Linked DNA regions of Mus musculus: region 2 is linked to region 1. A link is a loop called in an ENCODE intact Hi-C map of the cell type or tissue named here. Cell type or tissue: heart. All regions are shown on one strand. Links, peaks and the distances in the headings refer to the core of each region. The heading gives the core; the rest is flanking DNA.

Region 1 (2,908 bases), core at 160-2,659:
GGCAGCTAAAGTGTGCAGCTGGGATGGCTCGCTACACAGTCTGCTCTTCAGAACAGGAAGCAGGGAGCGGGAAGTATGGCCAGGCTGCAAAACCTCACAGCCTGTCCTCAATGGCTGGATCCCATGAGCAAGGTGACACCTCTTAAAGGCCCTACAACCTCCCAAAACAGTGCCACCTGCTCCTAACCAGTGTTCAAACACATGAGCCTGGATGGGGGAGGGGAACATTAACTAGTCAGCCTTCACCACCAGTGAAGCACCAGAACGTGTCCATCTTCCCTCGTAGTTTCAGCAATGTCCTTTTCCTTTTTTCCTGAACATGGGGCTATTGTAAAAAGCAGTGTTGGGACAATTGGCCACACAGTCAAGGCTGCCTTCCTTGGGCTCTTCTTTTTGGCTTCTTTCCTGAGTCCAGTTACCCTGAAAGACAGAGTCATGACCCAGGGCTATAAAGGTGCTTCCTCTGCCCAGTGGCCAGATTTAGTCCCCAAATCCACCGAGTTCTTCCCCTTGCCCATGCCCCCAGTCTTGAGCTATGTCTACCAGCCTTGCTTTCTGAGCCCTTTTGATGCGCTCCTGGGGTGGTGGTAATGCCAGCCTGTGTTGGCAGGATTTAAGGGGCATGTGGCATCTGCCTCCTGATTGGTCAGACTCCTAGGAGGACAAGGCCAAGCCTGTGTCCTGTGCACAGCGGCAGCTCCGAGGCTATGTTCAGACCACTGCTGAGAGTCAGCAGAAGCCCATGGCCTGCAGTGTGGACGTGACATTTGTGCTGAAGAGCACCTGATCATGTGGCCCAGGGGCCTTTAGAACTGGTTAGTAGGAGGAATGTGGAAGAGTTTGTAAATTAGGACTGAAAAGTCCTAGAAAAACTTAATGGACCATTCTGGCAGGGTGCGGGAGACTAGAATGCTGAGAAGAGTCAGCTAGGAGACTAGGCTACACTCCTCTTATATTCCAGCAGGGAATCTGGCTCAAACGTGAACCAAAAGCCCCACCTTCTTTCAATTGTTCTTATGGGGAATTTGGCCGCAGGCATGAGAAGAGAAATGATTACAACAACTTTTGGTGTCCTGGCCTTAGAGGGCACAACCTTTACCACTGAGCCATCTACCCACACAAATTTCGCTCTTCCTTTGATTTTATAGTGAGTTGGAAGAGGGAGGCCAGAGTAGCTGAAGTCTACTTACCATAGCTCTGCAGGGAAGATGGACAAGGGGGGGTGCATGTGGTGACTGCAGACATAGACGTCACACCCAATAGGGTCATACCAGAGCTGGGGAAATGGCCATGTTCAACCCTGTGCAAGATCCACTTCTATCACTCAAAATATCCTTAGGACAAAAAGAATTGAGCACCCCCGCAGAAAGGGTTGTTGTACGCTGTTTGTGCTACTGCAAACAGCCACCACCTGCTTGGGCACAGGAGGGGAGCCGGGCGTAGCACCAGGCCAGGCTAGCACACTCTTCCATCAGTGATACTAAATCAAATCTAATTTTTAAAGGTAATCCCTGTAAAAATAAAGCAAAGATGCCCATGCATACAAACAGCAACAAGAAACCTGGAGGGGGCAGTGCTGAGTTCCTCGACAAGGCTTCTGAAAGTCTTTTATAGACCGTTGTTGCCCCCTGCTGGTGACTGTTGTTGTTGCACCCTGCTGGCTGCAGCGCACCTCTTTTTTTTTTTTTTTTTTTTTTTTTTAAGTTGTATGGCCCTGTATGGAAAGATCAAAATTTCCGATTGTTACTCCCCAGGCTAGGCTCTCAGCCTTCTTTACACCAACCTATCACCTAAAAAAGGGATTCTAATTACCCCATAACCTCAGTTTATCTTCAGACCACCAATTCCCACTATGCAGCAGGTCCTTACAGTCTAAGATCAGATGCCCTTCCTCTACTGGCATATACTGGCATATGGGGATGGTTGCTCCAGCAAGCAGGTGCCTGTCTTCCAGAGCCCCTGGACCCAAAAGAAGTGTCCTCAGAACAAGTTTATTACTCACAGAATAAAATCCGTGAGGCTGAGCTAAACAGCGGGAACATGCCCTCCTCCCGCCCCACTCTCACCCCACCCTCACCCCCATGCTGCATGTACCCAGACCACAGCTCCCCTGGATTTGAGAAACAAGAGACTGTGTGAGGAGCTGCGGTGCTGCTCTGGGATGGTCCTGCAGGCCTGTGTGCACCTCTCAGTACAGAGTACAGACCACCTGGGACAAGACGTTGTTTTGAGCCCAGGAAACAGCCTGGCTGAGCCTAACGGATGGTTCTGCTGGCCCACTGATGCATGGAAACCCACCAGAAACTAGCAGCTAAAAGCCAGTTAAGTAGTCTGTCTCATGGTTCCGTGGGTTCGCTGGAGTCTGCCAGTTAGTTCTGATTTGGGGGTCTCTCATCAGGGTAATTGAGAATCCATCAGCCAGGCACCCACAGAGCTGATTCCCACATCCCCAGAAGGTCTCTGTGCATGGCTCTCTCCAGAAGCCGCAATGAGACTCGCTATGTAGTATCTCTGGGAATGGAAGACCATCTCCTCAATGAGTGTCCCAAACACCCAGGCCAGACGTAGGCATCTCAGTTCACTGGTAAGGATGGCCTCAGAAGGCCAGAAGGAGAACCACTCGCCCTAAAGCACAGAATAAGGTAGAAGTGCGCCTCCGTCTTTGGATGCCTTTGCAGGGCAGTGGGTGGAAGGATAGCGTTTGCAGTGAGTGGAGAGCATCACTTCCCACCTCTCCCCTCACTTGCTCTGTGTCCTCCCCAGGAGCAACGCCAAGCTCGCAGCAGAAATGCTGTGTATGGTGTCCTGCATCCAGGGCCGTAGCATCATGGAAAACTTGAAAGGCAGGAAGCAGCTACGGCTAGCAGCAGCCAAGGCCTTTGTAGAAAGTGCCAGGTATGCAACGGGG
Region 2 (2,908 bases), core at 100-2,599, 420 kb before region 1:
TCCCTGTGTGCACATATGTTAGCGTGTGCCTGTGTTTATGTATGCAGCACAGAGGCAGTCACGCCTCTTTCCTCAAGCCCCACGTATCCTGGTGCAGAGCCTGAGATCAGAGAGTTCCAGAACACCATGGAACTCCTGTACTCTGCAGCAGAACTGTGGCCAGGGCAGGCACTTCCCACATAGTATGGGATCTACCCCTCAATATCCTGGGTGCCCATTATGCTGCCCCTGGCTCTGGCCCTGGTGTGTGTGAAAGGCCAGCTCTCCGGAGGGGCCGACACTCAAGTATTTGGTCTCTCTGGTCCTTGCCAAAGCTATGGTTGCTGGAAAGGGAGGCAGGTCTGAGGATCAGGACGAGCCCAATGGAGTCCCATATGCCCTAGAAGTCTGTGAAGTTGTTAGACACCTCATAGCTCCTTGGAGGTCCCTCTAGGTAGGTATTTGGACTGAGAATTTGCTTTGGACATCTCAGAGACCAGGGGCTAGAGTCCCTGGAAAGTCTCAACCTGACTTATGGGGAGCACCAGTGCCCACCATCATCAGTCTCGGCCAGGAACCCCAGCCCTTAAGTTACAGGAGCTCAGTTTATTACCCACAAGAACAGGCCAGGCCAAAGCTGTCGCCTAATGCATAGTCCTCCTCTCCTTTTGCTCCTCACACCTTGTCTGATGCTGTCCTCTTAAGGGAGAGCCTCCCTATGTAGTCTTAGCCCCAAGTTGCTGATGCCATTGAGGCCCCTCACCTGCTCCCAGCAGGATCACAACACAAGTTGCAGCCTGATGTGTACTGAGAATATCTGCCCAGTGTGGCACTTCAGATTTGGCTGATCATTGGGTTAGGGGTCCACTCCAGTGGTAAAGGGCTTGCCTGGTGTCAATGCCATAAAACAGCATTCGCCTGTCTTTGGAGATCACCCATCAGCTGTTCTTGAAGAGGTGTGAAAAATGGAGGTCCAGGGGAGAGGCCTTTGTGTCTACCACTTACATCCAAGTTCCTTCCTTGAAGGGGGCTGGAGAGCAAGCTCAGTGGTTAAGAACTCTGCCTGCTGATCTTCCTGAGGAACAGAGTTCAATTCCCAGGACTCAGCTGGCAGTTCACCACCACCCGTGGCTCCAGTCTCGGGGGATCTCATGCTCCCATCTGGTATTAGGCATGCACATGTTGCATAGACATAGATGGAGACAAAACACCATACACATAAAATAAAGAGGTTAAAAAGATTAAGTCCTGCCTTGGTGGAGGTTGGGGGTCAGCGTCAAGTGCATCTGTAATGACTCTAGCAGGAGCTAGAGGAACATTCAACCCTCCTTCTTCCCACAGCTCCCCTGCAGAGGTGCCTACCAGAAAGTTAAGCTTTGCGTGAATAGTATATTGTCTGCACCCTCAAAAACACATAATTCAAACTTGGGTTGAGCCTCTTGTATGAGGCTACAGGTTTAATTATAAGCACACAGACACGGACACACACACACACACACACACACACACACACACACACACACACACACACACACATACACAGGCAAAACAAATGTATTCAGACACATCCCACCGACAGCACAGGCAGAAGCACTCTGCTGAAGAAGTGCAATTTAGTTTACTTCCAGGAGGTGGCGCTGCGGCCAGACTTTCAGTAAGTAAGACCTCATTCAACTGAGGTCTCAATTGCGGGACTGGAACTTGAGAAGTGAGGGATCATGGGTAGTGAGTGACAACACTGAAAAGGACACAGGCTTGCTTCTGTGTGAGAAAACCTGACCTGTCTCACCCAGTGGGAGTACTCAGCTAAGAACAAACTCAGGCCTACCCAAACGCCGTCTTTTTTCCCCCAAAGGATGAAAAAGGATAGCTGTGGCCATCTCTGTGCAGACCCTCAATGCATAGGGGCTGCAACAGACAAGGCAAGAGCCTATGGCAGAGTCTAGGAGTCATCTCATGACAGGAACACAGGCTTATACAGAATAGAGAGGTTGGTGTTCACCATTCTGGTCTCACGTGTATCTTTATCCAAAGGCTAGTCTTGGACACTCAGACGTCAACGAAAGGCAGAGCCAGAGCAAAGGCTGTGCTTGGGAGGCCCTTACCAACCCCGACTCCTATTAGCAGATTACCCTGCTCTCCTCAGAGAATGTGGCACACCCACTTGAAGGTACAAGTTGAGTGGGGCCCACTCCTCCCACCTCGGTGAGATGTTGTTTACATATTATTGAGACCTTTACAATAGCTTGCTATTATAAGGAATGTTTGTGTGAGTACATCAAGCATATTCGAAAGGCGAATCTCATGTGCCATCCTAATTACTGAGCATCACAGCCCTCCGGCTGCGCTCCCAGCGCCTACCCACTGTCGCCTGGAGGTGGAGCTGGAGAGGTTTCTAGAGGAACTGGTCCTCATGGGCCCAGGGACAAGTCCAAAGGTAAGGACTTGGGGGTGTCCTGAGAAAGAAGCTGGGATAACAAGGAAACTGCCAAGTATAGCGCACTCCTGAACAGGGAGAAGAGTTGGCAGGACTGGCTGCCTACACGGGACAGACATCCCATGCCTGCGTGGTCCCCGCCCAGCCCTAGGTACATAGGCATCCGGACACTGGGGACACTGGTAATGATTAGTGTTGTGCCTTTCTGGCCCTCTCTGTCCATTGTTTTCCTAAAAGCCTGAGCAGTCAGCAAGTCGTCCAGGCTAGCATGCACTGAGTCTGTACTGTCCACAGCAACTTTGACAAATGCTTGTTAAACACTGTCTGCCTGCCACACTCTGTTCCACACATAGGACCTCCTGGGGTTTATGTACTGTGCATAAGTTTTTGCCCTCTTGGAAGGCACTCAGGTGGAGCAGAGGATAAAAGGAAGTGGGGTATCCTCTAACCCAACTGCCCCAGGACCAGCTGGAAAAGAGTCTCTGACCCCAA

What was found. Peaks named below come from ENCODE experiments on the same cell type or tissue, not always from the same donor. Only the 100,000 strongest peaks of a DNase experiment are listed, where the experiment ranks them.
Region 2: a loop joins it to region 1, with 5 times the contacts of the local background. A loop is called at or near these places in 7 of 42 quality-filtered maps.

The regions. Positions count from the first base shown.
Region 1 is chr7:139,646,963-139,649,870 of GRCm38, reverse strand. It overlaps Cfap46 (cilia and flagella associated protein 46), which reads left to right. Exons shown (of 59, transcript NM_001302546.1): 23 at 2,764-2,895. Among named protein-coding and RNA genes, the nearest start is that of Cfap46, 35 kb to the left of the region's middle. In heart, for the core only: a CTCF peak has its summit at 1,581 (motif pointing left); a DNase peak (open chromatin) is centred at 1,580; H3K27me3 peaks cover 304 bases.
Region 2 is chr7:140,062,003-140,064,910 of GRCm38, reverse strand. No RefSeq gene overlaps it. Among named protein-coding and RNA genes, the nearest start is that of Msx3, 14 kb to the right of the region's middle. In heart, for the core only: CTCF peaks have their summits at 1,613 (motif pointing right) and 2,351 (motif pointing right); no DNase peak of the experiment used is centred there; H3K27me3 peaks cover 2,500 bases.